Regions from separate parts of the Homo sapiens genome. Here regions 2 and 3 are each linked to region 1. Evidence: read pairs that join two places in POLR2A ChIA-PET (ENCODE). Cell type or tissue: Panc1. All regions are shown on one strand. Each heading gives the region's core, and the rest is flanking DNA. Links, peaks and the distances in the headings are about the cores only. Region 1 holds the start of MIR5009 (microRNA 5009). Region 2 overlaps MESP2 (mesoderm posterior bHLH transcription factor 2). Region 3 has its middle 7.9 kb from the start of SEMA4B.

Region 1 (10,073 bases), core at 2,931-7,930:
GCTTACAACAGGCCAGACATGTACATTTTACAGCTATAGAATTTTCTTTTCCACCTATGGGCTTATAGGCTCATGCCTATAATCCCAGCACTTTGGGAGGCCAAGGCGGGCGGATCACTTGAGGTCAGGATTTTGAGACCAACCTGGCCAATGTGGTGAAAACCCATCTCTACTAAAAATACAAAAATTATCCAGGCATGGTGGTGTGCACCTGCAGTCCCAGCTACTCAGGTGGCTGAAGCAGGAGAATTATTTGAACCTGGGATGTGGAGGTTGCAGTGAGCCGAGATCATGCCACTGCACTCCAGCCTGGGCAACAGAGTGAGACTCCGTCTCAAAAAAATAATAAATTAAAAATAAATAGGCCGGGTGCGGTGGCTCATGCCTGTAATCTCAGCATTTTGGGAGGCCGAGGCAGATGGATCAAGAGTTCAAGACCAGCCTGACCAATGTGGTGAAACCCGGTCTCTACTAAAAATACAAGAATTAGCCGGGCGTAGTGGCACGTGCCAGTAATCCCAGCTACTCGGGAGGCTGGGGCAGGAGACTTGCTTGAACCCGGGAGGCAGAGGTTGCAGTGAGCCGAGATCGCACCACTGCACTCCAGCCTGGGTGACAGGGCGAGACTCCGTCTCAAAAAAAAAATAATAATAAAAATAAATACATAAATAAATGCTTAGAACAAAATTTGTTTTCTTAAGATAAAAGTTTAAAAGCTAAATATATCTTGGAACAAATAAATTGAAATTTTGAATATATAGTTTTGTAGGATAATTAAAAATTTCATACGTCGTATTCACTTATACATAAAAATATAAATAAAGATGAACCCATCTAAAACAGATGCATCTCGGAGATAATTTTTAAATACTTTCTTAAAACCTGAGTCAGATTGGACATTGATAATCAGCATAATAGAAAGAGCTCAAGGCGGGGTGCAGTGGCTCACACCTGTAATCCCAGCACTTTGGGAGGCCAAGGTGGGTGGATCACTTGAGGCCAGGAATTTGAGACCAACGTGGTCAGCATGGTAAAACCATGTCTCTACTAAAAATACAAAAAATTAGCTGGGCCTGGTGGCATATGCCTGTACTCCCAGCTACTTGGGAGGTTGAGGTGGGAGAATCGCATGAACCCAGGAGGCGGAGGTTGCAGTGAGCCAAGATTGTGCCACTCCACTCCAGCCTGGGCAACAGAGTGAGACCCTGTCTCAAAAAAAGAAAAAAAGCTCAAGATCTAGCATCAGAAAATCTGGGTTTGGGTCATGAATCTACCATCTGAAAAGTGATATTAGGTTGTAGAATTCAAATGTGAGAATGTGCTTTATAGTACTGTTAACTGTATGTAGCAGGCTATAGAAATGTGTACATAATACGAGTTTATTTGAAAATTAAGGAAATATAGTGATAATGTATTTTAAAAATTGGGATGGAGTGCTTGCCTCAGCAGCATATATTCTAAAAGTGTACCAGTGCAGAAAAGATTAGCATTGCCACTATGCAAGGATGACATGCAAATTGGTGAAGCATTCCATATTATAAAAAATAAAGAAAATTTTTTAAAAGAGAAAAAAAAATTGGGCCACAGTTATTAGAGAAAATGGACCTTGGAGATTTGTATTAACAATACAAAAAGACTAACTTTATAACTTTTTTTACTTTTTTATTTATTTATTTTTTTTGAGATGGAGTCTTGCTCTGTTGCCAGTCTAGAGTGCAGTGGCACGATCTCAGCTCACCACAACCTCCGACTCCCTGGTTCAAGCGATTCTCCTGCCTTACTCAGCCTCTCGAGTAGCTGGGATTACAGGCACATGCCCAGCTAATTTTTGTAGTTTTAGTAGCGACAGGGTTTCACCATGTTGGCCAAGATGGTCTCGATATCCTGACCTTGTGATCCGCCCGCCTCGGCCTCCCAAAGTGCTGGGATTACAGGTGTGAACCACTGCGCCCGGCCTCTAACTTTATAATTTAATAGACACTTATTAAATATTTAGTGTACATTGTACATTGGATTTGGTAAGATCAGATAAGTAAAATGTAAAAATAATAGGAACTAAAAAGTTTGATTTTTTTTTTTTTTTTTTTTTTGAGACAAGGTCTTGCTCTCAAACTGTAGTGCAGTAGTGTGATCACAGCTCACTGCAGCCTCCATCTCCCAGGCTCAACCCATCCTCCTACCTCAGTCTCCTGAGTAATGGGGCCTACAGGCATGCGTCACCACATCTGGCTAATTTTTTGAATTTTTTAGAGATGAAGTCTCACCATGTTGTCCAGGCTGGTCTCGAACATCTCAGCTCAGGCAGTCTTCCCACTTTGGCCTCCCAAATTGCTGGGATTACAGGTGTGAACCACTGGACCCATCTGATCTTTGAAAAGACAATAAAAATTAATAAATAGTTGGCCTAATTGATATAAAGAAGATAGAAGTCAGAAATAGAAAACATTGTTTTAAAGGGATGATATATACATAGTTATACTACCAATATATTTGAAATAGCCGACTACAAAAATAACTGCTCTGGCCTGGGGCAGTGGCACATGCCTGTAATCCTAGCACTTTGGGAGGCCAAGGAGGGTGGATCACTTGAGACCAGGAGTTTGAGACCAGCCTGACCAACATGGTGAAACTTCGTCTCTACTAAAAATAGAAAAATTAGCTGGGCATGGTGGCACATGCCTGTAATCCCAGCTGCTTGGCTGTTTGGGTAGCCAAGGCATGAGAATCACCTGAACCTGGGAGGCAGAGGTTGCAGTGAGCTGAGATCACACCATTACACTCCAGCCTGGGCAATAGAGCGAGACTCTATCTCAAAAAAAAAAACAAGAACAAAAAACTGCCCAAATGAGGTCAACATAAAGGCACTGAAATAATATTAGGATGAAATAATAGATGTTAAAAAAAGAACTGACTCCCTAATGGGGTCACAGTAGAATTTTTTAAAGTTGAAGTACATTAAAACCTGGATGTTACATTAAGTTATTTTTTAAAACTTAGAACAAGGAATCCTACTACCTAAGCGCATTTTATGGAATAAATTGGTTATCATCCAAAAACCTGACTCTAAAAAGGAAGATGGGCCAGGCACAGCGGCTCACGCCTGTGATCCCAGCACTTTGGGGGCCGAGGCAGGAGGATCACGAGGTCAGGAGTTCGAGACCAGCCAGGCCAATATGGTGAAACCTTGTCTCTACTAAAAATACAAAAAAAATTAGCTGGGTGTGGTGGCATGCGCCTGTAGTCCCAGCTACACGGGAGGCTGAGGCAGAAGAATCGCTTGAGCTGGGAGGCGGAGGTTGCAGTGAGCCGAGATTGCGCCACTGCACTCCAGCCTGGGTGATAGAGTGAGACTCTATCTCAAAAAAAAAAAAAAAGGGGAAGATGTTCGTCAAATATTGCGTATTAGTACTGGTACAAAATTACTTACTAAGTAAAATCTTAGCCGACAATCAGTTGAACCAAGGGATTGTGAGACCTGCCTTTTTTTTCTTTTTGACTCTGCCATTAACAAGCAGTGTGACCTTAAACAAATCATCTAGGCTTTATTGGCCTTAAGGGTTTTTGTTTGTTTTGCATTTTGTCTCTTCTGTGTGTTGAGTGGTTTTTTTTTAATCTACAAAGATACTAGATATTCTTTTCTAGCCCTAAAATTATTTCTTTAGCAGGAAAACTGCATACTATTAAATAGAAGAATTATACATTGTGTCCAAATAGTATTTATCCCAAGAATGCAAGTCAGTATAACAAAGAAAAATTAATAGTCTATTATAGCAGTAAGAAAAACTAATATAATAAAAATTAGTAGTTGCTGAGAGGAGCGATTATACAAATTATATTAAATACACTCAAACTGGAATAAGAAGCATTTTTGATTAAAAGTACACATTTATTAATGTAACTGTTTACTTTCTGAAGAAATGAATATAGTTATGTGGTTCAGAATTCAGAGGCACACTATGAGTATACAGGTTGAATATCCCTTTGAAATGTTTGGGACCAGAAGTGTTTTGGATTTTGGACTTTTTCAGATTTGGGGATATTTGCATTATACTTATCCTAAATCTGAAAGTCCAAAACCTGAAATGACCAATAAGCATTTCCTTTGAGCATCATGTTGGCACTCAAAAATTTTGGATTTTGCAGTGTTTTGGATTTCAGGTTTTTGGATTTTAAGTGTTCAACCTGTATAGTGAAAAATATCCTTCTTCCCCTTTCCCCTTATCACCTAGTTTACTTTCCTTGAAGCAATCAATTTTAGTTTCAAAACCAAGAGCCAAGAACCAGAGCCAATGTTATCTCAAGGGTGAAATCTGTAGGCATTTATGAATGCTCTTGTTGGGTGTTTCGTCCAGGTGCAGTGGCTCATACCTATAGTCCCAACCCTTTGGGAGCCTGAGGCAGGAGGATCACTTGAGCTCAGGAGTTCAAGACCAGCCTGGGCAACATAGTGAGACCTAGTCTCTATAAAAAATCAGGTGGTGTGCCCCTGTGGTCCCAGCTACTCATGTGGCTAAAGCAGGAGGACTGCTTGAGCCCAAGGGGTTGAGGTTTCAGTGAGCCATATTCATGCCACTACACTCCAGCTTGAGTGACAGAGCGAGATTCTGTCTCAAAAAAAAAAAAGGAGTATCTTTTATTGTTTACTCTAATTTTAACAAACATTTGTAGTGAGTGATACAAAAACAAATGAAGAAGTGACATAGTAAAGAAAGAAAGAGAGGTAAGTTATCAATGTAAGGTGGCCGGATTATGGACATAGAAAATATTTTTAAAGAATTATAAGTAAGGAAATGATATGAGCAAAATGACAGAATATGAGATAAAGCCAACAAAATTAAATTTCCTATTTCTGAGAAAACAGCTAGAAAATTCATAATTAAAGAAGTCTCATTTACAGTAATAATAAAGGATAGTTAGTGCTTGGGAATTAACTTGGTATGGAATACTTGACATTGATTCCAATAAAATTATAAAATCTTAAAGAAAAAACAAAGGAATAGTTGGAACAAATGGAGCTACAAACTCTCCCGTTGTTGGGAAGAGTCAAGCAAAGATGACAGTAGTCCCAAAGGTGGTGAGCAATACATCAAATGGAAAACCAAGTATAATTCCGTCAGGAGAGTTTATAGAACTCAGTAAAGGCAAAATTTATCAGGGAAAAGGAGTGGCCAAGAAATGCAGAAGTATATTTCTAGGGAAAAAGGACAGTGATGGGAGATTTGCTTTACTAGTTTTCAGAATGTATAATAGTTACAGATGAATTGATTATCTAGAAAATCCAAATCAGTTGGAAACAATTGGAACTAATAATAGAGTTCTGTAAGGTGACTAAATACAAGTTTAACATATGGAAATTAGTAGCTTTTGGCCAAGCACAGTGGGTCACGCCGGTAATCCCAGTCCTTTGGGAGGCCGAGGCGGGCAGATCACTTGAGGTCAGGAGACTTTGAGACCAGCCTAGCCAACATGGAGAAACCCCGTCTCTACTAAAAATACAAAAAATTAGCCGAGTGTGGTGGCACATGCCTGTAATCGTAGCTACTCAGGAGGCTGAGGTAGGAGAACCTCTTGAACCCAGGAGGCGGGGGTTGTGGTGGGCTGAAATTGTACTCTGGCCCGGGCAACAAGAGCGAAACTCCGTCTCAAAAAAAAAAAAAAGAGTAGGTCAAAGCAGAACAGGGGGGTAAAATGAGTGTTCTCAGCTGATTCAGGTAGCAGAGCACCTAGGATAACAGACACTGGATACTTTGTTTCTTTTTTTAATTAATATGAATAAAACTACTCTAAGTCTTTATGCAAACGGTTGTGCCTATTCTGCTAAAAACAGAATGCCTGGATCAAAGGGAATTAATATTTCTAATCATAATGCATGTTGCTAGATAGATATTTAGAAAGAGTATGTTAGCCAGGCACGGTGGCTCACACCTGTAACCCCAGCACTTTGGGAGGCCGAGGCGGGCGGATCACCTGAGGTCAGGAGTTCAAGACCAGCCTGGCTAACATGGTGAAACCCTGTCTCTACTAAAAATCCAAAAAGTTAGCCGGGCGTGGTGGTATGCACCTGTAATCCCAGCTACTTGGGGGGTTGAGGCAGGAGAATTGCTTGAACCCGGGAGGTGGAGGTTGCAGTAAGCTGAGATCGTGCCATTGCGCTCCAGCCTGGGCGACAACAGTGAGACTCCATCTCAAAAAAAAAAAAAATGAAGAGTATGTTAATTTATAATGCCTCTAGTACTATATAAGTTTGTTTCCTTGTAACTCCAGTACTGAAATGTGTCATTTTAAATTTCTACCCAGGTAGAGGTACCTCACACATTTGAATTTTTATTAATCATGCTTCCTTTTTCCACGTGTGGGTTTATAATTTTGTTTTCCATGTCAGCCTTCTATAATATAATTGAACCACTTGTCCAGTGAAATCTAGATCCTGGCTTATAATGTCATATTTTGTATATTCTAAGGTGCGCATTTTATCACACTTCAATAACTCTAAAATCTGGATGTGTGTTGTAGTGGGTGACATCTTAACAATTATAATTGGCAGCATTTTTTTTCTTTGTTAGATAAAATAATGGTTTGCCTTATCATCAACAAATAAGTAAATCTGCGTATTTTGAGTTTATTTTAAAACTTATTTAACTAATTATTGTCTAACCTATTATATTAAGTGTAAATAATCCATTTTTACCTCCCCTTGTTGAAGAAACTCTAATGTTGTATACTGTATTAAGTTCAGAGTGAAACCCAAGCCCCCTATTACAGCCTGTAAGGCCCAACATGGTCCGGCTCCTTTGCCTCTCTCTCCCCTCACCGTATACACGCTCATCTTCACTATGCTCTAGGCTTCTTGCTGTTCTTCAAACACAAGTACATTTTTGTGTCTGGGCCTTTATACTTGTTCTGTCCCCTGGAATACTCTCATCTAGGTTCCTTCACTTCAGCTCTTTCAATGACTGACTTTTACCATTTATGTCTCAGCTCGAATTTTAATCCTTGGACAAACTTTCTTAGCACTCTATCTGAAGTAACCCCTGTCACATCATCCTGTTTACTTCCTTCAGGGCACTTAGGACAATAGAAAATATCTTGTTTCATTTGCCTCCTTGTTCTTCCCACACCCAGAATATAAACTGGATAAGAACATGACTTGTTGACTGTGGTGTCAACAATGGTATGTTCCTAGCATGTAGTCATCACACCTTTAACAATGGTTGAATAAACATTTAATACATAATTGGATTTAGTTTTTACCCTTCATTTCTTCATTTTATTCTACTGAGTTAACTGAGTTACATTTTTCTTTCTGCATTACTTTCATGTTGTTTTATTTATTGTTTCTTTTTTTTTTTTTGAGACGGAGTCTTGCTCTGTTGCCCAGGCTGGAGTGCGGTGGCGCAATCTCGGCTCACTGCAACCTCCGCCTCCTGGGTTCAAGCGATTCTCCTGCTTCAGCCTCCTGAATAGGTGGGACTATAGGCGCCCACCACCGCACCTGGCTAATTTTTGTATTTTTAGTAGAGTCGGGGGTTTCACCATGTTGACCAGGCTGGTCTCAAACTCCTGACCTCGGCCTCCCAAAGTGTTGGGATTACAGGCGTGAGCCACTGCACCTGGCTATTTATTGTTTCAATATAGTTTCACATACCTAGTAAGACTAGTTATTTCCCCTTTGTGGCAGTTGTTTTTCAGTACGTTCTCTGATATTTATAACTATTTGTTCATCCATATGTATTCTTGAATAATTTGTAAAGGTCCCAAAAAGTCCCTGTTGGATTATAATTATAATTAGAAGTGAATTAACAGTTAGCATTTCCCTCTTGTTTATTCATTTCTTCTTTTGAATCTTACATTAAAGTTTCTTTTATTTATTTTTTATTTTTTGGAGACAGAGTCTCACTTCGTCACCCAGACTCCAGTGAAGTCTAGATCCTGGCTTATAATATCATATTTTATATATCCTAAGATGCACATTTTATCACATTCTAATAACTCTAAAATCTGAGATCATGCCACTGCACACTGGGCAACAAGAGTGAGACTCCATCTCAAAAAAAAAAAAAAAATGAAGAGTATGTTAATTTATAATGCCTCCAGTACTATGTAAGTTTGTTATATAATTTGGAGTCTCACTCTTGTCGCCCAGAGTGCGGTGGCGTGATCTCAGCTCACTGCAACCTAACTTTGAGGTTAGGAGTTCAAGACCAGCCTGGCCAACATGGTGAAACTGTATCTCCACTAAAAATGCAAAAAAATTAGCCAGGCGTGGTGACAGGTGCCTGTAGTCCCAGCTACTGAGGAGGCTGAGGCAGGAAAATCACTTGAACCCAGGAGGTGGAGGTTGCAAAGAGCCGAGATTGTGCCACTGCACTCCAGGCTGGGTGACAAAGTGAGACCCCAAAAAATAAAAATTAATAAAAATTAAAAGTAATCATACTCTATATATAGTTCTAAAACTTTCTTTTTCATCATTTAAGTTCTGGAGCTTTTTCCACATGCAGTTTTTTTTGACGGTGTGTGATTTTCCATAATATGGATGTATCATCATCTTTGATTCATCATGCTACTTGTGGGCATCTATGTTTTTCCCAATTTCTTGCTATTGTAAAGGATGCTGCAATGACATCCTTCCACGTGCATCTATATGCACATATGTTAATTCCCATAGTACAGATTTCTCAATTGGAATTGCTGCTTTAATAAGGGCATGTGTTTTTTAAATGGATAGATACTGCTGAATTGCCTCCAAACAAAGGCTTTGCCTTTGATACTTGTACTAATGGAATGTAATAAGAATGTATCTGTTTACCCATAACCTCACTGACTTTTGAATATTAAGAATATTTTCACACTGGGTGCAATGGCTCACGCCTGTAATACCAATACTTTGGGAGGCCAAAGCAGGAGGATCGCTTAAGCCCTGGAGTTTGAGACCTTCCTGGGCAGCATAGTGAGACTTTGTCTCTACGAAAAAATTAGCCTGGCTGGGTGCGGCGGCCCACGCCCGTAATCCCAACGCTTTGGGAGGCTGAGGCAGGCAGATCACTTGAGGTCAGGAGTTGGAGCAGCCTGGCTAACATGGTGAAACCTCGTCTCTACTAAAAGTACAAAAATTAGCTGGGCCATTGTGCGGGACGTCTGTAATCCCAGCTGCTCAGGAGGCTGAGGCGGGAGAATCACTTGAACCTGGGAGGCGGAGGTTGCAGCGAGCCGAGATCATGCCACTGCACTCCAGCCTGGGTGACAGAGCGAGAGACCCTGTATCAAAACAAACAAAGAAACAGCAACAACAACAAAAATTAGCCTCGGGTGGTAGCATGCATCTGTGATTCTCAGCTACTTGGGAGGCTGAGGTTGAAGGATTGCTTGAGCCCAGGAGATCAGGGCTGCAGTGAGCTATGATTATACCACTGCACTCCAGCCTGCATGACAGACCAAGACCTTGTCTCAAAAATAAGATAAAAATAAGAATATTTTCAAATGTTTGCCAATCTGATGGGTGAAAAAATGCAAATTCATTGTTTTCACTAGAGTTTCCCTGAATAGTGGTGAGGCTGCGTATCTTTGGTATTTGGAAATGTCTACGATATTTGTCCACTTTTCAAAAGGCTCATTTGTTTTGTTTGTTTGTAAGTTAGATTTTTTCCTAATTGTATGCATATTCTTTTTTTGTTATATTTATTGCAAATATTTTCTCCTACTCCATTGGTCTTTTTGCTTTATGTAGGTACATCTGGAAGTTGTTTTCTTCATAGCTCCCAAGGTATGAAAATATTCTCCTACAGTTTTGCTGTTGTTTTTTTTTTCCTTTGGAGAAAACCATTTTTATTATCATCACCACCCAGCTTATTTGTGCTGGATTATGTACCAGTGGCAAGATCTTCTAACGAACATCTGCATAACATTTATTTTATGTTTTAAAAGATGAAAATAACTGTACAAGGTTAAGTACAAAAGTACACAAGATAACAGACACAAAAAAATGCATGTATGAGATTTCATTCTACCTACAGCACTTTATGTTCAAAAAGTAGAATTCACGAACCAAAAAATATTGTCCTTCTATAGTCCTGTCA
Region 2 (10,073 bases), core at 4,587-9,586, 100 kb after region 1:
ATGCATACGGTAGCAGGGATCATTCTTTTTTATGGCTGAATAATGGTCCATTACATGGATGTACCACATTTTGTTTTCAGCTCATCATTGATGGGCATTTGGGTTGTTTCAGTCTTCTGGCTGTGATGAATATCATGGACCTTCACGTGCAAATTTTGTACAAACATGTTTTAATTTATCTTGGGTATACACCTAGGAGCGGAATTGCTGGGTCATTTGGTTACTCTGTGTTTAACTTTTTGAGAAACTGACAAAATGTTTTCCAAAGCAACTGTACCATTGTCCATTCCTATTAGCAGTGTATCACATGAGGGTTCTAATTGCTCCATGTCTACACTTATCTCTCTTTCCCTCTTTTTTTAGTATAGTCATCTAGTGGGTAGGAAGTGGTATCATTATGGTTTTCAGTTATATCTCCCTAATGAGTAATGAATGACATGATGTTGAATATTTCATGTGCTTATTGGCCTTATACACATTTGTGTATCTTTGGAGAAATGGGTAAAACTGACTATTTTTCTTTTCGAGAGAGGGTCTTACTATGTTGCCTAGGTTGTCCTTAAATTCCTGGGCTCAAGCAACCCTCCCACTTCAGCCTTCTGAGTAGCTTGGATTACAGGCATGTGCCACTGTGCCCAGTCTTTTGCTATTTTAAAATTGGGTTGTCTTTTTATTGTAAGAGTTCTTTATATATTCTGAATATTAGACCCTTAATCAGAGATAGGGTTTGCAAGTATTTCTCCCATTCTATGGACTGTCTTTTCACTCACTTAATAGGTCTTTTGATACCCAAAATTTTAAATCTTGATGAAATCCTATTTATCTGTTTTTTTTCCCTTTGGTTGCTTATACTTTATGTATCATATCTAAGAAAGTATTGTCTAACCCAAGGTCATGAAGATTTATACCTATTTTTTTATTTCAAAAAAATTTTTCAAACCCACAAAAGACCTGACGATGTTTTTTCTAAGAGTTTTATTGGCCAGGCATGGCGGCTCACGCCTGTAATCCCAGCACTTTGGGAGGCCAAGGCAGGTGGATCATGAGGTCAGGAGTTCAAGACCAGCCTGGCCAAGATGGTGAAACCCCGTCCCTACTAAAAAATACGAAAATTAGCTGGATGCAGTGGCGGGCGCCTGTAATCCCAGCTACTCGGGAGGCTGAGGCAGGAGAATTGCTTGAACCCGGGAGGCGGAGTTTGCAGTGAGCTGAGATCGCACCACTGCACTCTAGCCTGGATGACAGAGCAAGACTCTGCCTCAAAAAAAAAAAAAAAAAAAAAAAGAGTTTTATTATGTTTTCACTCAAACGTAGGCATTTGATCTATTTTGACTTAATATTTGTATATGATATGAGGTTGGGGTCCAACTTCATTCCTTTTGCATGTGGATATCCGGTTGTCCAAGTCCCATTTGTTGAAAAGACTGTTCTTCTCCCACTGAATGGTCTTGGCAACCTAGTTGAAAATCAATTGACGGTAAATATAAGGGTTTGTTTTTGGATTCTCAATTCTATTTCATTCATCTATATTTGCATCCTTATGCCTGTACCATACTGTCCTGATTACTATAGTTTTGTAGTGAGTTTTAAAATTGGGAAGTGTGAGTCCTCCAATTTGCTTTTTTTTTTTTTGAGAAAGGGTCTCACTCTGTCACCCAGGCTGGAGTACAGTGGTGAGATCACAGCTCACTGCAGCCTCAACTTCCCAGGCTCAGGTGATCCCCCCACCTCAACCTCCTGAGTAGTTGGGACTATAGGCACATGCCACCATGCCCGGCTAATGTTCTGTATTTTTCTGCAGAGACAGGGTTTCACCATCTTGCCCAGGCTGGCCAACTGTGTTCTTTTTCAATATTGTTTTGGCTATTCTGGGTCCCTTGCAATTTCTTATGCATTTTAGGATCACTGATCAATTTCCGCAAAAAAAAAAAAAAAAAAGTAGTTAAAATTTTGATGGGATTGAATCTCTAGAGCAATATGGGGACTATTGCCATCTTAATGATGCTAAATCTTCCAGTCCATGGACACAGATTTATTTGGGTCTTTTTTCTTTTTACTTAGGTGTTCTTTAATTTCTTTCAAAAATGTTTTGTAGTTTTTGGCATTCCAGTCTTGCACTTATTTTGTCAAATTTATTCCTAAATATTTTATTCTTGTTGATGCTATCGTAAATGGAATTGTTTTCTTAATTTCATTTTCAGGTTTTTCATTGCTAATGTATGGGAATACAATTGATATTTGTGTATTGCTCTTGTATCCTGCAACCTTGCAGAAATCATTAGTTCTAATAGATTTTTTAATGGATTCCTTAAAATTTTTATGTATGCAAACATGTCATACACATAGTTTTACTTCTTCCTTTCTGGATTCCTTTCATTTCATTCTCTTGGCTGATTGCCTGGCTAGAACCTCCAGGACTGATAACTCTTCTAATTTGTAGGAGTATTTTTTTTTTAAACCCATTTATTTACTGAAGCAACTGGATCATTTGTGGTATAGAAATTTCCACATTTTAGATTTGGCTGGTTGCTTCATTAGCCCCTCTCTACTCTCTTGATTGGATTGATATTATAATAAAATATTACACCTGAAGGCCAGAATCTCCCTGAGCCAGGTTTTGCCTGGGATTGTCATTTTGCAACCTCTGTGTTCACAAGGACTTTGCCCGGGAGCAAGGTGGACGTCCTGCCTATCCCTGGAACAGGGTGTGGTCCCATCCATGGGGACTCTAAAGTGGGAGTGGAAAGCCAGAGGCCTGAGAGAGCTCCTCCTCAAGGCTGTTAGGGACCCAGCCGGACTGAGAATCTTTTGTTTTTCTGGCAGCTGGAGCAGTTCAAGAAGGACAACGAGGAAACAGGCTTCGGCTCAGGCACCCGGGCCCTGGAGCAAGCCCTGGAGAAGACGAAAGCCAACATCAAGTGGGTGAAGGAGAACAAGGAGGTGGTGCTCCAGTGGTTCACAGAAAACAGCAAATAGTCCCCAGCCCTTGAAGTCACCCGGCCCCCATGCAAGGTGCCCACATGTGTCCATCCCAGCGGCTGGTGCAGGGCCTCCATTCCTGGAGCCCGAGGCACCAGTGTCCTCCCCTCAAGGACAAAGTCTCCAGCCCACGTTCTCTCTGCCTGTGAGCCAGTCTAGTTCCTGATGACCCAGGCTGCCTGAGCACCTCCCAGCCCCTGCCCCTCATGCCAACCCCGCCCTAGGCCTGGCATGGCACCTGTCGCCCAGTGCCCTGGGGCTGATCTCAGGGAAGCCCAGCTCCAGGGCCAGATGAGCAGAAGCTCTCGATGGACAATGAACGGCCTTGCTGGGGGCCGCCCTGTACCCTCTTTCACCTTTCCCTAAAGACCCTAAATCTGAGGAATCAACAGGGCAGCAGATCTGTATATTTTTTTCTAAGAGAAAATGTAAATAAAGGATTTCTAGATGAGTGAGACTCATTACTAAACTAAAGCAGGAGTGGGTCAATACAGCAGCTGGGGAGGCCGGGTGGGGGAAGCTGGGTGCATGCGGAGCACCGTGGAGTCTGGGACCCCAGAGCACAGGAGGGGAGACGTGCCCAGCCTGCCGGCCCTTCCTGCAGGTGCCCTGCGCCTGTGCCTCCATGTCTGCCTGCAGGACTCCGGGCTCCTTTTCATGCTCTATTGACTGAGCTAGCTGGGTGGTTTGCAGGGCTCCTTTTATTCCTATTCTGATGGCAGCTGGAGCTGCTGGGTGGTGGGGAGCTGTGGACCCAGTGCTCCCGCAGTGAGTGGTGAGAGGGGCCCTGGCAGAGCGCAGGGAGTGCTCTCCAGGAAGCACCCTCCTTAACATGAGGCAAGGGTGCAGGGTGCTGGCCGTGCCCCTCTTCCTGCTCCACGGGAACACCTGGGATACCTGGGACAATGCGGGACAGGTCTGTGCAGTGAAGGCAGCAAGCACAGGGTCCCATACCTGGTGCCACCCTTCACTGGCCAAGGGCACGCCCCACCGTCTTCCGTGGTGGAAGGGTGGAGTGGGGTGTGGGTACCAATGCATAAAGAGGTTGTTTTCTAGAGCAGCACACAGGGATGGGCTGGGCTGAGGAGCAGGCAAACCATGGGGTGGGGACAGCTTTGCCAGGCTCATAAAGTGGGGGCTGTGCCCTCCACATCGCCTGGGGCAGAAGATGGTCAGGGCCAACTCTGAGAAGGCCTGGGACCAGCGCAGCTCCACGCACACATTGGCCCTGGTGAGCATTTCTTGACAAATGGAGCCCCACTGTGGCAGGCTCCCCTCAGCCTCTGCCCCGCAAGGCCCAGTTGAACATCCAAGGCTGAGAGGAGGGGGAGAAGGCGGGAACAGCCACAGGGGTCCTTAGGAGTCACCTCCAACAGACACCCACAGCCAGCTCCGCAGGCTGGAATCATGGAGTCCAGCAGGTCTGGTTTCAGTTTCTTAGACAAGGGACCCACATGCCCAAGCCTAGGTCTCATCTGCACAACGAGGCAGTGTCAGAGCTGTTGGGCTGGTGTGTGGATTGAAGGAGATACATGTACTTAGCAAATGGCCTGACGCATAAGGAGAGCTGGGTTTTATTATCACCCTTGGCCCTCTTCCCCCTTGTGAGAAGCAGGCAGGCCTGGGGCCAGGAAGGCCCCCCATCCCCCACCACCATCTGCACATCAAAGAGTAGGGTGAGCTAAGGGCGGAGGCCAGCCCGGATGATGGTGCTCTGTCCCTCCACCAGCCAGGAGGCTCCCTGGGCCGCCCCAGATTAAGCTCCGCCAGCCACTTTGGGCCAACCCTTCCTGTCGCCAGTACCCAGCGGCCGTGGCTGGCACTTGACCTTCTGGGGACCAGCTGTGGGAGGGGCCGGCCTCACCATCTTGAGTTTCTAATGGGCTCTAGGATCCCTGGACATTGCAGAGGAGAGAGCTGGCCTGCCAGGGAGAAGAGTTTATGCACATTATTTCATTTAGTTCTAAACCGTACCATGAGATAAGGAATATCTTTATGTCAGCTTTACAGATAAGGAAACTGCAGGGCAAGGAGATGAAGTCACAACTCAGTAGAACTGAACTGGAACCACTGTCTGGCTTTACTCCCTGCACAGAAGTGGAAGCCAGTTCTCCATCTGGAGCTGGGGTGGAGTGCGTGACGTCTATACTGCCATGCTTGTGCCGTTACTGGAAAGAGGTCTCGATCCTTGGAGCCCATGCAAGAAAGAATTCAGGGCAAGTCCATAAAATGAAAGCAAGTTATTAAGAAAGGAAAGGAATCAAAGAATGGCTACTACACAGGCAGGGCAGCAGCATGGGCTGCTCAACTGAGTAAACTTAAGAGCTATTTCTTGATTTTTTTTTTCTTTTTTTTTTGAGACGGAGTTTCATTCTTGTTGCCCAGGCTGGAGTGCAATGGTGCGATCTTGGCTCACCACAACCTCCGCCTCCTGGGTTCAAGCGATTCTCCTGCCTCAGCTTCCCAAGTAGCTGGGATTACAGGCATGCACCACCATGCCCGGCTAATTTTGTATTTTTATTAGAGATGGGGTTTCTCGACCCCAGGAGATCCGCCCACCTCAGCCTCTCAAAGTGCTGGGATCATAGGCGTGAGCCACCGCGCCCAGCCTTATTTCTTGATTATATGCTAAACAAGGGGTGGATTATTCATGAGTTTTTTGGGAAAGAAGTGGGGATTTCCCAGAACTGAGGGTTTCTCCCTTTTTTAGACCATACAGGGTAACTTCTGCATATTGCTGTGGCATTTGTGAACGGTCATACGCTGGTGGGAGTGTCTGTTAGCAGCTAAGGTATTATAATCAGCGCATAATGAGCAGTGAGGATGACCAAAGGTCACTTTTGTCACCATCTTGGTTTTGGCGGGTTTTGGCTGGTTTCTTTACTGCATGCTGTTTTATCAGCAAGGTCTTTGTGACCTGTATCTTATGCCGATCTCCTGTCTCATCCTGTGACTAAGAATGCCTAACCTCCTGGGAATGCAGCCCAGCAGGTCTCAGCCTCATTTTGCCTAGCCCCTATTCAAGATGGAATCGCTCTGGTTCAAACACCTCTGACGATGCCACCTGGCAGTGTACAATGCTGGCACTCATCAGGACCTCCATGGCTGATCCTGGAATGCAGTGAGGATACACAGAGCCAGAGGAATGCCTGCAGAGCCTTGGTCAAGGTCAAAGAGCAGGAACCAACTAGAACTCTGGCGGCTGATTCCCTGCCCAGCGCTCTTGCCTGCCCTCAGCACTCAAGTCCAGCAGGAATGGAAGGTGCTGAGGCTCTGTAGGCAGCAGCCTTGGTGGCTCCTCTGACTCAGCCTTTCGAGACTGTGGAGTCAGCATAGCTAACGCAATCTTTCATTTTCTTTTTCCTTTTTTTGTTTTGTTTTTTTTTTTTTTTGGAGACAGAGTCTCACTCTATCGCCTAGGCTTGCAGTGGCACGATCTCGCTCACCGCAACCTCCACCTCCTGGGCTCAAGCGATTTTCCTGCCTCAGCCTCTTGAGTAGCTGGGATTACAGGCGCTCACTACCACGCCAGGCTAATTTTTTGTATTTTTAGTAGAGACGGGGTTTCACCATGCTGGCCGGGCTGGTCTCAAATTCCTGACCTCAAGTGATCACCCCACCTTGGCATCCCAAAGTGCTGGGATTACAGGCGTGAGCCACCATGCCTGGCCTCAGTACTCATTTTATTGAGCACTTACTATGTGCCAAGTATTAAAACCCTGAGAGGTAGGTCTATTATTGTCTCCACTTCACAGTTGAAGAAACTGAGGCTCAGGGAGGTTCCAAAGCTTATCTGTCAGTCTCACTTGGTTACACAGCAAGTAAGAGCCGAGTAGAATGCGCAACCTGGGCCCCAATGCTGTGTGTCTACTCTAACCTTGCCTGGATTTTTCTCATCCTTCCAGCTGTGGCTGACAGCCCCTCGGGACAGCAGGGCCCTAAGGGCAGAACCAGAGCACTTCTGGAAGGTTAGAGGAAGAAGGTACCTCAGCACCACCCAAGATAGTTCCTCCTTTAGGAACTGTGAAAACTGAAGCTCAGAAAGAGTGACTTGCCTGATGCCACAGGGCGTGTCAGAGGCAACGGGCAACCTTGCAGGATGAGAGGGGAAAGCCCCACACGCCAAGAGCTCAAGCCCAGGAAATCAGGCAGCTCATGCTCTGTGCTGCCTCTCCCTTTCTCTCAAGCTGGACTGTTGCAGTGGCCTCCTGCCTGGTTCCATTTCTATGAAGCGGCCGAAGGGACTGAGAGCAGACTTCTTACCAGCTCACCCCCAACTCCCAACCCTCAGTGCTGCCCATCATTCGGGAAACGGAGGCCAAAACCTCATCACCCACCACGTGGAACTCCCCACAAACTTGCCTCCAAGCCCCTTTCCGGCTCTGTTTGCCACTTTTCTCTGTCATCTCTAGACACTAGACGCTTCTGTTTCGACTTGGCTCATGCTGTTGCTCCTGCCTGGACCTCTCTTCCCTCACTCCTCTTGATAAACTCCTGCATATCCTTCAACACCCAGCTCCAAGGTCACCTCTTCTGCACTCTCTCCTCCCTGAGTCAGCAGATACAGAAGGAAGTTACCACCACTGCTGGCTCCCATGCCCACGGGAGCCTTTGCTAATAGATCTTGGCATCCTTTTCCCAAGATCCTGGCAGTGCCTCTTACTCTTAAGACACCGCAATCAAGGCAGCAGGACTAAGGAATCAGGTAACTCAAGAATGAGATGGTACTGCCAACCTCGCCTCCCACCAGGTTACCGCATCCTGGTCCCTAAGCACCTCACACAAACCCCCATCCTTGTGTTTAGGACCTGGGCTCTGATCATTTATTTCCCTGTAATTCACATTAGTTGGGGAATATTTTCTCTCTGGCACCTAACACATGGTGTTATGGGCTGAATTATGTCCCCATAAAATTCCTGTATGGCTGAGCGCAGTGGCTCATGCCTGTAATAGCAGCACTTTGGGAGGCTGAGGCGGCTGAACTGTGTTCCCATAAAATTCCTATGTCTGGCTGGGCGTGGTGGCTCACGCCTGTAATCCCAGCACTTTGGGACGCCTTGGCGGGTGGACCATTGGAGGTTAGGGGTTCAAGACCAGCCTGGCCAACATGGTGAAACCCTGTCTCTACTAAAAGTACAAAAAGTAGCCAGCCATGGTGGCAGGCACCTAGGCCAGCTACTAGGGAAACTGAGGCAGGAGAATCACTTGAGCCTGGGAGGCAGAGGTTGCAGTGAGCTGAGATCATGCCACTGCACTCCAGCCTGGGCGACAGAGTGAGACTCCCTCTCAAAAAAAAAGAAAAAAAAAATTTCCTATGTTTGGCTGGGTGTGGTGGCTCACACCTGTAATCCCAGCACTTTGGGAGGCCGAGGCAGGTGGATCACTTGAGGTCAGGAGTTCGAGACCAGCCTGGCCAACATGGTGAAACCCTGTCTCTACTGAAAATACAAAAATTAGCCGGGCATGGTGGCAGGCATCTGTAATCCCAGCTACTCAGGAGGCTGAGGCAGGAGAATCGCTTGAACCCGGGAGGCAGAGGTTGCAGTGAGCCGAGATTGCACCATTGCACTCCAGCCTGGACGACAGAGCAAGACTCTGTCTCAAAAAAAAAAAAAAAAAAGAAGTTTCTTATGTTTAAGCCCTAACATCCAATACTTCGGAATGTAACTGTGACTGTATTAGAAGAAAGATCCCTAAAAGAGTAAATACAGTTAAATGGGTCCCTTAGGGTAGGTCCTGATCCAACATGACTAGTGCCCTTATAAGAAATCAGGACACAGACAATAGAGACAGATGTGTGACCATGTAGGGGCTCAACGAACAGGCAGTCATCTGCAAGCCACAGAGAGAGGCCCCAGAAGAAACTGAACCTGCCTACACCTTGATCTTGGACTTCTAGCCTCCAGAATTGTGAGAAAATAAATTTCTGTTGTTTAAGCCACCCAGTCTGTGGTTGTTGTTTTTTTAAGTTTTTTGTAGGGACAAGGTCTTGCTATGTTGCCCAGGCTGGTCTCGAATTCCTGGCCTCAAGGGATCCTCCCACCTCAGCCTCTCAAAGTGCTGGGATTACAGGCGTAAGCCACTGCACTCAGCCCGTGGCATTCTAGTATGGCAGCCCTCGCAAACTAATACACTGGGCCTAGCACGTAGGAACCACTCCCAGTATTCTTTGAAGAAAATTTCATGTCATTGTGAAAGAGCCCTAAATGACAGGTCTCTGGGACTGTGGTCTCCCCATTTGGGGCTCCTGTCTGTCTGTCCACAGCTGCATGCACCCACCCCAGCAGTCACCAGGAATGCACCCGAAGAACACAAAAGGGCAGTGGTGATGTGGCTGAGGCAAGTGGGCAGGCCCAAGCTTAGCCCACCTGTGCTACCTTGCACAGCAAGCCAGGTGGAGCTTTTGGCCCTGGAGCTCCAGTGCAATAAATATGGTCAAACTGACAAATGAGGGCCCACCCAAACCTTGGCAGGCCTGGATTAGAGAAGGAAAGAGCAGCAGAACTTGTTCCCCACAGAAGGAAAACATGTTTCCTTTTCCAGAGGCAAGAAAAACCCAGGTTGATGAACAAAAAACAAGGCCAAACCAAATTTTTGTTGTGTGTGTGTGTTTTTTCTTTTTAAGTACAAAAAAATCAAAGCATACAGGGCTCTGGCCAACTGTCACCAAGAAGCAGAGCCTGGGGCCTGCCTCCTACACCCATTCTCCCACCTGTCCCTGCCCAGCTGCCTTTAGGGTAAAGGAGACCCCTTCTTAGAGCAGCTCAGACTGTGCTCTGCAGAGCGCCAGGCATTCTGGGGGTGTCTAGCAGTGGAGGACAGTGCCCCCGCCCTGACTCCATCCAGGGAAGGTACCCGCTATCTATTTCAAACACTGCTTCCCTGAAAGACATCACTTGGAAAAAGGGAGCCTTGGCTAAAGGAGAACATGAAAAGCCACTAATTAACAAATAAGGAGGCACCCAAGCTACAGGACTGATTCCTGGATGGAAAGAGGGAAGCCGAGGCCATTTAGTAGAAGATGCCCAGGCGGGCCCCCTCCAGATCTTCTTGCCAAAGTTCAGGGCAGCCACTGAACCGCAGGCCTGAGCTCT
Region 3 (10,073 bases), core at 2,999-7,998, 310 kb before region 1:
TATTGTCTGACATCCCATCTCCCCCAGAATGCTGACTGAGAGGGCAGAGATTTTTGCTTATTTGGTTTGTTAAGTAATGTATCTCAAGCCTCTAGAATAGTGCTTGGCACATGGTAAGCAGGACTTCAGTAAGTACTGGATGAATGAATGAATGAATGCAACTTGAGTCACAGAATACTGCTGACTCATGTCAGCTGACAACCAGAACTATTTTTTTTATATCAACTTTGGTCCAATAAAGAGTTTTACCAGCCAGGCGCGGTGGCTCACGCCTGTAATCCCAGCACTTTAGGAGGCCGAGGCAGGCGGATCACGAGGTCAGGAGATCGAGACCATGGTGAAACCCCGTCTCTAATAAAAATACAAAAAAAAATTAGCCGGGCACAGTGGTGGGTGCCTGTAGTCCCAGCTACTCAGGAGGCTGAGGCAGGAGAATGGCGCGAACCCGGGAGGTGGAGCTTGCAGTGAGCCGAGATCACGCCACTGCACTCCAGCCTGGGCCACAGAGCGAGACTCCATCTCAAAAAAAAAAAAAATTAATTAATTAATTAATAATAAAATAAATAAATCTAGTGGTTCTGGCTCAGATGTCATCCCACTGAAGTCATGTTGAAAACTGATTCTATTATCATACATTTGGCTTCCCCTTCCAGTATGGGGTCATCTGTAAACATGATAACCATTCCTTATGCCTTTATTCAAGCTATTGATAAAAATATTGGGTGAGCAGGGCCGGGCATGGTGGCTCACGCCTGTAATCCCAGCACTTTGGGAGGCCGAGGTGCGCGGATCATGAGGTCAGGAGCTCGAGACCATCCTGGCTAACACAGTAAAACCCCATCTCTACTAAAAATACAAAAAATTAGCCGGGCGTGGTGGCGGGCGCCTGTAGTCCCAGCTACTCGGGAGGCTGAGGCAGGAGAATGGCGTGAACCCGGGAGGCGGAGCTTGCAGTGAGCCGAGATCGCGCCACTGCACTCCAGCCTGGGGGACAGAGCGAGACTCCGTCCCAAAAAAACAAAAATTGGGTGAGCAGATCTAGCACCTAAATCTTCGTTTACTTTTTTCTTTTTTATTGAGAGAGGGTCTCACTCTGTCACCCAGGCTGGAGTACAGTGGCAAGATCTCAGCTCACTACAACCTCCACCTCTCAGGCTCAAGCAATCCTTCCACCTGAGCCTCCTGAGTAGCTGGGACTACAGGCATGCACCACCACACTCGGATAATTTTTGTAATTTTTTTGTAGAGAAAGGGGTTTCACCACGTTGCCCAGGCTGGTCTCAAACTCCTGGACTCAAGCGATCTGCCCACCTCGGCCTCCCAAAGTGCTGGGATTACAGGCATGAACCACTGTACCTGGCCAATCTTGGTTTCCTAATCCTACTCTCTAATAAGAGAACCAAGATTCTTTGGGTGAATGTAAGGGAAAGTACGACATAAACATGAGACATTTTGTTGGGCCAGAAAGCAATGATCAGAAACTAATGAGGCCATGTCCAAAGGACATCGGAACCAGCTTGATGACCAATCTGAGCATTAAAACATAATGAAGTAATGGATTAATACATTAAATTTAAAAACAATCCATTAGTCCACAGTGAAACCCAGAGAGAGAGAAAAAATAAGGGGTGAAAAGGAAGCTTTTCTTTACCAAAAAATGCTGGTTAATAATGTAGAAGAGGCCGGGTGCAGTGGCTCACGCCTGTAATCCCAGCACTTTGGGAGGCTGAGGCGGGCGGATCACGAGGTCAGGAGATCGAGACCATCCTGGCTAACATGGTGAAACCCCGTCTCTATTAAAAATACAAAAAAATTAGCTGGGCGTGGTGGCACGCACCTGTAGTCCCAGCTACTCGGGAGGCTGAGGCAGGAGAATCTCTTGAACTCAAGAGGCGGAGGTTGCAGTGATCCGAGATCACGCCACTGCACTCCAGCCTGACCGACAGCGAGACTCTGTCTCAAAAAAAAAGTAGAAGAAATGGTGATAGAATTAGAAAATCTAGATTCAAGTAAGAATCATCAGTGGATGGGAAACCATTGGGTGGAAGATTGTTACGAAACTATATGTTAACAAGGTCTGTCCCACAGATGACTTACTAATTACCAAAGGGAACATTTATCTCTAAGGGAGAGATCTCGGGGCCTCAATCTTAACCAATTAGACAAAAGTAGCATCATAGTAATGGGACTATTTGACGTAATTTTCCTCCTGATATGATGCAATAAGAAGTACAAAACAGGCTAAGCCCAGCAGCTCACGCCTGGAATCCCAGCACTTTGGGAGGCCGAGGCGGGCGGATCACGAGGTCAGGAGATCGAGACCATCCTGGCTAACACGGTGAAACCCCGTCTCTACTAAAAATACAAAAAAAAAAAAAAATTAGCCAGGCATGGTGGCGGGCGCCTGTAGTCCCAGCTACTTGGGAGGCTGAGGCAGGAGAATGTCGTGAACCCAGGAGGCAGAGCTCGCAGTGAGCCGAGATCGCGCCACTGCACTCCAGCCTGGTGACAGAGCGAGACTCCGTCTCGAAAAAAAAAAAAAGAGAAGTACAAAACAGGCTGGGCCCAGCAGCTCACGCCTGGAATCCTAGCATTTTGGGATGCCGAGGCAGGCAGACTGCCTGAGCTCAGGGGTTCGGGACCAACCTGGGCAACACGGCAAAACTCCGTCTCTACAAAAATTACAAAAATTAGCCAGGTATGGTGGCGCATGCCTGTAGTCCCAGCTACTTCGGGGGGTGAGGCAGGAGGACTGCTTGAACCTAGGAGGTCAAGGGTGCAGTGAGCTGAGATCACGCCACTGCTCTCCAGCCTGGGTGACAAAGTGAGACCCTGTCTCAAAAAAAGAAAAAACAACAAGTACAAAACATCATCAATGTTTGCAGCATTCTTCTCAAAGGTGTGTTGTAACCCAGATCTAACAATGAAAACACAATCAGACCCATCCAGCATGAGTAGTATTCTACAAGACAACTAGCCTGGACTCTTCAGAAAGGGCAATCTAGTGAGAGGCAAAACAGACAGGGGTGGGGCTGTTTTAGGTTAAGGGACTAAAAAGACATAATAATCAAATGCAGCGAGGCGAGGTGGCTGACACCTGTAATCCCAGCACTTCGGGAGGCCAAGGCAGGTGGATCACTTGAGCCCAGAAGTTCAAGACCATCCTGGGCAACAGGGTGAAACTGGTCTCTACAAAAAATACAAAATTACTCAGGCATGGTGGTGCGCACCTGTAGTCCCAGCTACTTGAAAGGCTGAGGTGGGAGGATCACCTAAGCCCAGGAGGTCAAAGCTGCAGGGAGCCATGCTGTTGCACTCCAGCCTAAGAGACAGAATGAGACCCTGTCTAAAAAAAAACAAACAAAATCAATAGCAACGTGTGAACCTTGATTGAAGATTGAATGTTGGAAAAAAAAAAAAAGCCATGGAGCAATTGGGGAAATTTTAATATGGACTGTGTATTAGATGATATTATGGCATTCTTCATTTTTTTAGCTATGATAATGGCATTTCTCAGATGTGATTAAGTCCTGGTCTTTCAGAGACACCTGCTGAAGCTTTACAGTTGAAATGTCACGATGTCTACAACTTACTTTCAAATGATTCAGCAAAAACAAATGTGCATATATATGTATGTGCATGTACTAGAGAGAAAGAACATGAATGTGACTGGCAAAAACTGGTCAATATAGGTGAAGAGTTATTGGGTGTTTTTGTACTAATCTTTCCATTTAAAATTTTGAGTGATTAAACAAAAATGGGTGACAGCCAGGCACGGTGGCTCACACCTATAATCCCAGCACTTTGGGAGCCTGAAAATAAGTAAGTAAATAAATAAATGGGTGAGACAGAGTCACAAACGGAGCCCAATGGCACGCCACTAGAGACCTCCATCAAGGTTAGAACAGATCAATATGTTTTTTGTTTTTTTTTTGAGATGGTGTTTCACTCTTGTTGCCCAGGCTGGAGTGCAATGGCATGATATCAGCTCACTGCAACCTCTGCCTCGTGGGTTCAAGCGATTCTCCTGCCTCAGCCTCCCGAGTAGCTGGGATTACAAACATGCGCCACCACGCCCGGCTAATTTTGTATTTTTAGTAGAGACGAGGTTTCACCATGTTGGTCACGGCTGGTCTCGAACTTTTGACCTCAGGTGAGCCACCTGCCTTGGCCTCCCAAAGTACTGGGATTACAGGTGTGAGCCACCACGCCTGGCCTGATCAATATCTTTTATAGGCTGAACAACTAGCTATGTGTCCTCCTAACTGCACTGTTCAGCCCACATTTCTCCATATTATCCATAAGACTATTATGGGCTGAAAGCAGTGGCTCATTGCCCGTAATCTGAGCACTTTAGGAGGCTGAGGTGGGCGCATCACCTGAGGTCAGGAGTTCGAAACCAGCCTGGCCAACATGATGAAACGCTGTCTCTACTAAAAATATGAAAATTAGCCGGGCGTGGTGGTGCACACCTATAATCCCAGCTACTCAGGAGGCTGAGGCAGGAGAATCGCTTGAACCCGGGAGACAGAGGTTGTAGTGAGCCAAGATGGCGCCACTGTGCTCCAGCCTGGGCACAAGAGTGAAACTCCGTCCCCCCGACCAACCCAAAAAAAAAAAAAGAATATTATGAAAAAGATTGCAAGAAATCTTGTCAAAGTCAAGGTACTAGCTACATTTCCTTCTTCTACCTTCTGCCTACTGCACTCACCTAGAACAGTACCTGATGTTGGCCACATGCTCAATCACTATTTGTTGAGTCCCTGAATCTCCACATCAAGCAGATCCTAAAATGGCAGTGGGGCTGCTTTGCCCTGGTGTCTTGGCAACACATGAGTTGTGTGACTGCTGTGCTCATCTCAGAGCAGAGGAGACAGGGGCTGATGCGGCCTCACTAAGCGGATAATCATATCCTGCTCAAATGCTTCCAATATGTCTTATGTCGACTGGGCAGCAAGTCCTTTGAGGACAGTGACAGGACTTCCATCTTCCAAATCCCCACTGCCTTGCATGGCACTCTAGTAGGAACTCCACAGGGCTGACAAAATGAGGGTCCCAGCTGTCAGCCTGGAGAAGAGCCCTCGAATCCACGCCCCCAGCACAGCAGCTTTGGTCTTTGCGGGCTCCCCTTTCTTCCGTTAGTGTGCTGATGTGTTCTCCCCAGACTAGAAACCACACGAGGACACTGACAGAGAAAAATCTCCTGTGAGCAGACTTCCTGCGAGCGGGAGCGGTTCCCAAGCCAACGATGTGTCTCCTGTTCCCCTTTGCCACTCTTGGATGTTGGCGAGTCTTTCTCAGCCAGAATGCCAGTGTTTATAAAGAGCTCAGGAGGCAGCTTGGAAAGGGAGTACCAAAATAAGAGACGAAGAGAAAAGCACTGCTTCCTCCGTGCCTTGGCCAGCAAAATGAAGTCATCATCAAAGCTGGCCTCTTCTCCATCCACACTCACACGCTCTGGCACCTCCTCCCCATGGACCTTCCTCATTTTTCTCTCTCTCATACACACACACATACATACACAAGGACAGAAGCACAAGAATGTGTATAGGAATCCATTATAAAGAGGCCGAAACGAGGCCAGGCGCAGTGGCTCATGCCTGTAACCCCAGCACTTTGGGAGGCCAAGGCGGGAGGATCACAAGGTCAGGAGTTTGAGACCAGCCTGGCCAATATGGCAAAACCCCATCTCTACTAAAAGTACAAAAATTAGCCAGGCATGGTGGCGTGAGGCTGTAATCCCTGCTACTCGGGAGGCTGAGGCAGGAGAATTGCTTGAACCCAGGAGGCGGAGGCTGCAGTGAGCCAAGATCGTGCCACTGCACTCCAGCCTGGGTGACAAGAGCAAGATTCCATCTCAAAAAAAAAAAAAAAAAAAAAGCTACAAGGGAAAGAAAATAAAGGGAAGCATGGCTAAAAGTAAAAAGCAAATGAACACACATCCCTGCTGCTTCTCTACCCTGCCCAGTACAAAGGGAACAGATGCAGGGCAAGTGCCAGCAGTGTCCAGGCTACATCTGGCCTCCCAAGTGATCAATACCCATTAATCATCCATGGGTACAGCCTCTGCCCAGCTGCATGCAGGCCATGTCCTTGGGCATGGATGGTCCCTGCCAGGCGGCTCCTGGCCAGGTCTGCCTGCTCTAATTCCCACCCAGGGGAACCTGGCTCTGGAGCTCCCACAGTTCTACTCTGGGAGTTGTTGCTTTGTTTGCTGGCTGTGGGGGAGGGGCCTCCTGCCAAGCCCAGTGGAGCTTGAACCCAAAGGTCCCACCCGCCCCCTCCTGGGGTAGCACTCAAGCTCCTCCCCATTCTCGGGTGCTGACTGGCAGGCTGCCCAGCAAGGCCTCGCAGACATACACTGGCTGCAGCCCAGCTCTCCAGGCCTTGGCCCCCCACCACCATCCCCTTGTAGCCCTGAGCTCTCCTCTTATGCCAACCTGCAGCTGCAGCTCTCCACCCTGCCCTGGCTGGGCATGCTGCTGGTGTCTTCTCCCCAGGGGCTGGGCAGCAGCTCAGCTGCAGCATCAGTACATGTTGAAGAGGAAGCGACACCAGCTGGCACACCCTGTGTATTCTTTCAAATCAGCCAATGGCTGCCAAGTCCTCAGGGCTGGGAGCTTCCTTGGGGCAGCGCCTTCTGCAGCAGAGGGCATCCACCCCGGGTCAGCACTTACACTGCCTTCAAAACTCACTGGCAGCTTTTACCCAGGGTCTGGCAACAGATGTAAATAAATGGCTTCATCTCCGTTCCCCAAACCATTTTCCCCGCTACCGGCCTCTTGTTTTTCTTGCTCCTGGAAGTGGTAGAATCCAGTGGTTGAGCACACAGGTTCTTCTGTCAGAAGAATTCACTACCTTCCATATTTTGTGGACTTTTAGCAAGCCACACAATCACTCTGAACCTCAGCTTCTTCATCTAGGACGGAGTGCTATGAACAGCACTTCATGGGTGGCTGGAGAGAGTACATATAAAGCCACGGGCAACACTGGCATGTAGTGAATGCTCAGTGAGCAAGGCCATGCCTGCTATGTTATTGGTTCACCTCCCCATGAAAGTTGCCCCATGGCGTCAACAACTCTGAAGTATCTTAGATGCCCATCTCTGAGGACCCCCTTCTGGGTACTCCCTCAAGTTCAGCCACCTCCTGCAAAGCTGGTGCTGAGGCTGCAACTCTCATGGGGAGAAAGAACCGGCCCGCCCAGCCCAAGTCCCAGGTGCGTCCGCTGTGGTGAGGAGCCTGACACCCAGCACCACCCCCACTGGGGCCTGTTGGGGCCTGAGCTGGCCACTCCCTGGGAGGGGATCCCTCCGCCCCACAGGGCTGTGGGGCAATCAGCAGGGCTCAACCTGTCCCTGCCCTGACAGGGTAGAACATGAAGTTGCCACTGTCACTCCTCTGCTCCCCCAATATGAGTTCAGGAGGCGCTGTCTGCCTCTGCTTTTGCACCCACTCGCCTGTCCAGGGGAGACCAGATGGGCAACATAGGAAGACCCGGTCTCTACAAAAAATAAATTAAAAATTAGCCAGGTGTGGTGGTGTGCTCCTGTGGTCCCAGCTACTTGGAAGGTTGAGGTGCAAGGATCACTTGAACCTGAGAGGTAGAGGCTGCAATGAGTCACGATGGTACCTCCAGCTTGGGTGACAGAGCAAGACACTGACACACACACATACACACACATGCACACAGAGCAAGACACTGACACAGACACAGAGCAAGACACACACAGACACACACAGACACACACCCTGGTTCCAAAGATCCCATGAAGTGAGGAATCTACCTCCCCATTTGCTATCGAGTTATTCCCTCTAAAATCCCAGTCTGAGCACCAGACCCCTGTGAGGGGAAAAAGGAACAGGCCAGGGCCCTCCCTCCACCTCAGGAAACCAACCTTCCTTCCCAAAGGCCCAAGGCTCTCCCCTCTGCCTCTTCCTTCCCAGGGAGGAGGAGCTCTCTGACCCTGGAGTTTCCCCATCACCTCAGGTCACCTGGTGGCTGCCACTCTTACTCCCAGACAGAGCCTTGCTCTTGGTTCTGATGCTGATCCCAGAGAGTGGGCAGGAACAGGTATGCCTAGGTGGGTAGCGGGGATGCACAGACGGGTTGCCACGGATCTCCTAAGGCTCTGTAGGCTGTACTCTCACCCTGCTTTGCCAGGGTGGAGGTTCTGAGGAATGCACCACCTGTGGCAGTGTGCCCACTTGCCACCCTAAAGCAGTGGTATTAGGAGACAACACTCACAGAAAGCTGATGTGAGGGTGGCACCAAAGATCCATGCCTGGATAGGAATCTCACACAGCAGCCACCCTGCAGCACCATTTATGCACTGTGAATGAGGGTCCGGCTGGTGGGCACCACACCAGGGACTCTGGAGCCCACAAGGTTCTGAGTGAGCCCCAGCTTGGCCCTAGCAGGAGAGTGGGCTCTAAGAGGACGCACCCACGGGGCCACATGTGCTTATCTCTAGCCGTCTCATCTTTTGGTTTCCACAAACCCCTTGAAAGACGGCTGACCCTGCTTGCTCCTCCCAGCCACCTCTTCTATGAATGCTGCCTGAGTTCTTTCACTATAGCCTGTGAGCAGTGCAGCAGAGCAGGGACCCCCTTCACCACACGGGTGGGCTTCAGGGAGCTGTGAACGCCAAGAATGAGATGCCATTTCAGGAGAGAGGGAATCAGAGCTTTCATTTAATTTCAAAAGCTCCTTGCTACCAGCCCCCACTCCCCGCCAAAAAAAGTAAAGAACCATTTCTCTAAGGTGCGTTAGTCTGCAGACACAAGGAACTTTCAAAATTAGCCTTTATCAGAAAAAAAGAAATTATACCTCAGTTTGGAATAGTTATATAACCTTGACATGAAATATTTGGCAAATTCTTTCCAGCTACATCAAAGTTGACATTTATATAGCTAATTAATATTTATTGAGCACCTACTATAAGTGAGGATTGTGCCAAATTTTTACATTCAATCATTTACTTAATTCTCACTACAGGGTGAGATATCAGTTATTATTGCCATTTCAGAAGTGAGAAATTGGGGCATAGAGAGGTTCCAGGACTTACTAAGGTCACACAAGTGACAAGTCAGGACTAGGACCACAACTCAGATCTGCTGACTCCAGAACCCATATGGATATTCAACCTATAGTCAGAAATCAACCACGTTTTGTCTCAAGTTATAGCCATCCACCTCTTCTGATAATATAAGCCAATGTTTATCCTTCCTTCTTTCCTTCCCTCCCTCCTTCCTACCTTTTCTTCCTTCCTTCACTTCTCTCCTCTCCCTTCCTTCCCTTTTCTTCCTGCCCTCGCTCACTTCCTCCTTTTCCTTCCTCCCCCCCACTTCCTTCTTTCATTCATGCAACACATATTTCTTGTGCACTTGCTGCCTTCTAAGTATTGCTCAAGTTTAAGGAAACTGACGTGGTTGCTGCCTTCACAGAGCTTAGTTTATCAGGATCCTTTAAACTGTTCTTTCAGAGAATATTCATCCTGGCTGGGCGCGGTGGCTCATGCCTATAATCCCAGCACTTTGGGAGGCTGAGGCGGGCGGATCACGAGGTCAGGAGATCGTAGACCATCCTGGCTAACATGGTGAAACCCCGTCTCTACTAAAAATACAAAAAAATTAGCCGGGCGTGGTGGTGGGTGCCTGTAGTCCCAGCTACTCGGGAGGCTGAGGCAGAAGAATGGCATGAATCCGGGGGGCGGAGCTTGCAGTGAGCCGAGATAGCGCCACTGCACCCAGAGTGAGCGAGACTCTGTCTCAAAAAACAAACAAAAAAAGACAATACGTATCCTGATCTACATTTATTTTTATTTATTTATTTATTTTGAGACGGAGTCTTGTTCTGTCGTCCAGGCTGGAGTGCAGTGGTGCGATCTCGGCTCACTGCAGCCTCCGCCTCCCAGGTTCCAGCAACTCTCCTGCTTCAGCCTCCCGGGTAGCTGGGATTACAGGCATGCGCCACCATGCCTGGCTAATTTTTGTATTTTTAGTAGAGACAGGGTTTCACCATGTTGGCCAGCCTGGTCTTGAACCCCTGACCTCAGGTGATCCGCCCACCTC

What was found. ChIA-PET counts read pairs that join two places held together with the same protein. Peaks named below come from ENCODE experiments on the same cell type or tissue, not always from the same donor. Only the 100,000 strongest peaks of a DNase experiment are listed, where the experiment ranks them.
Region 2: POLR2A ChIA-PET joins it to region 1 with 6 read pairs; 7 of 35 experiments call an interaction of 5 or more read pairs at or near these places.
Region 3: POLR2A ChIA-PET joins it to region 1 with 5 read pairs; 5 of 35 experiments call an interaction of 5 or more read pairs at or near these places.

What each region holds. Positions count from the first base shown.
Region 1 is chr15:89,877,952-89,888,024 of GRCh38, reverse strand. The region is part of intron 7 of ARPIN-AP3S2 (ARPIN-AP3S2 readthrough); the gene reads left to right. The region is part of intron 3 of AP3S2 (adaptor related protein complex 3 subunit sigma 2); the gene reads left to right. MIR5009 (microRNA 5009) reads left to right here and starts at 3,995; the gene lies at 3,995-4,094. It also overlaps the pseudogene RNU6-1111P. In Panc1, for the core only: no CTCF peak of the experiment used is centred there; no DNase peak of the experiment used is centred there.
Region 2 is chr15:89,778,252-89,788,324 of GRCh38, reverse strand. It overlaps MESP2 (mesoderm posterior bHLH transcription factor 2), which reads right to left. Exons shown (of 2, transcript NM_001039958.2): 2 at 9,571-10,073. The coding sequence ends at 9,991. ANPEP (alanyl aminopeptidase, membrane) reads left to right here. Exons shown (of 21, transcript NM_001150.3): 21 at 2,824-3,430. The coding sequence ends at 2,976. Among named protein-coding and RNA genes, the nearest start is that of MESP2, 7.0 kb to the right of the region's middle. RefSeq lists enhancers at 3,276-3,938, 3,939-4,600, 4,601-5,263, 6,328-6,387. In Panc1, for the core only: no CTCF peak of the experiment used is centred there; no DNase peak of the experiment used is centred there; H3K27ac peaks cover 638 bases.
Region 3 is chr15:90,188,394-90,198,466 of GRCh38, reverse strand. It overlaps a transcript of SEMA4B not described here. Among named protein-coding and RNA genes, the nearest start is that of SEMA4B, 7.9 kb to the left of the region's middle. RefSeq lists enhancers at 6,136-6,235, 6,536-6,835, 7,036-7,125. In Panc1, for the core only: no CTCF peak of the experiment used is centred there; no DNase peak of the experiment used is centred there; H3K27ac peaks cover 4,568 bases.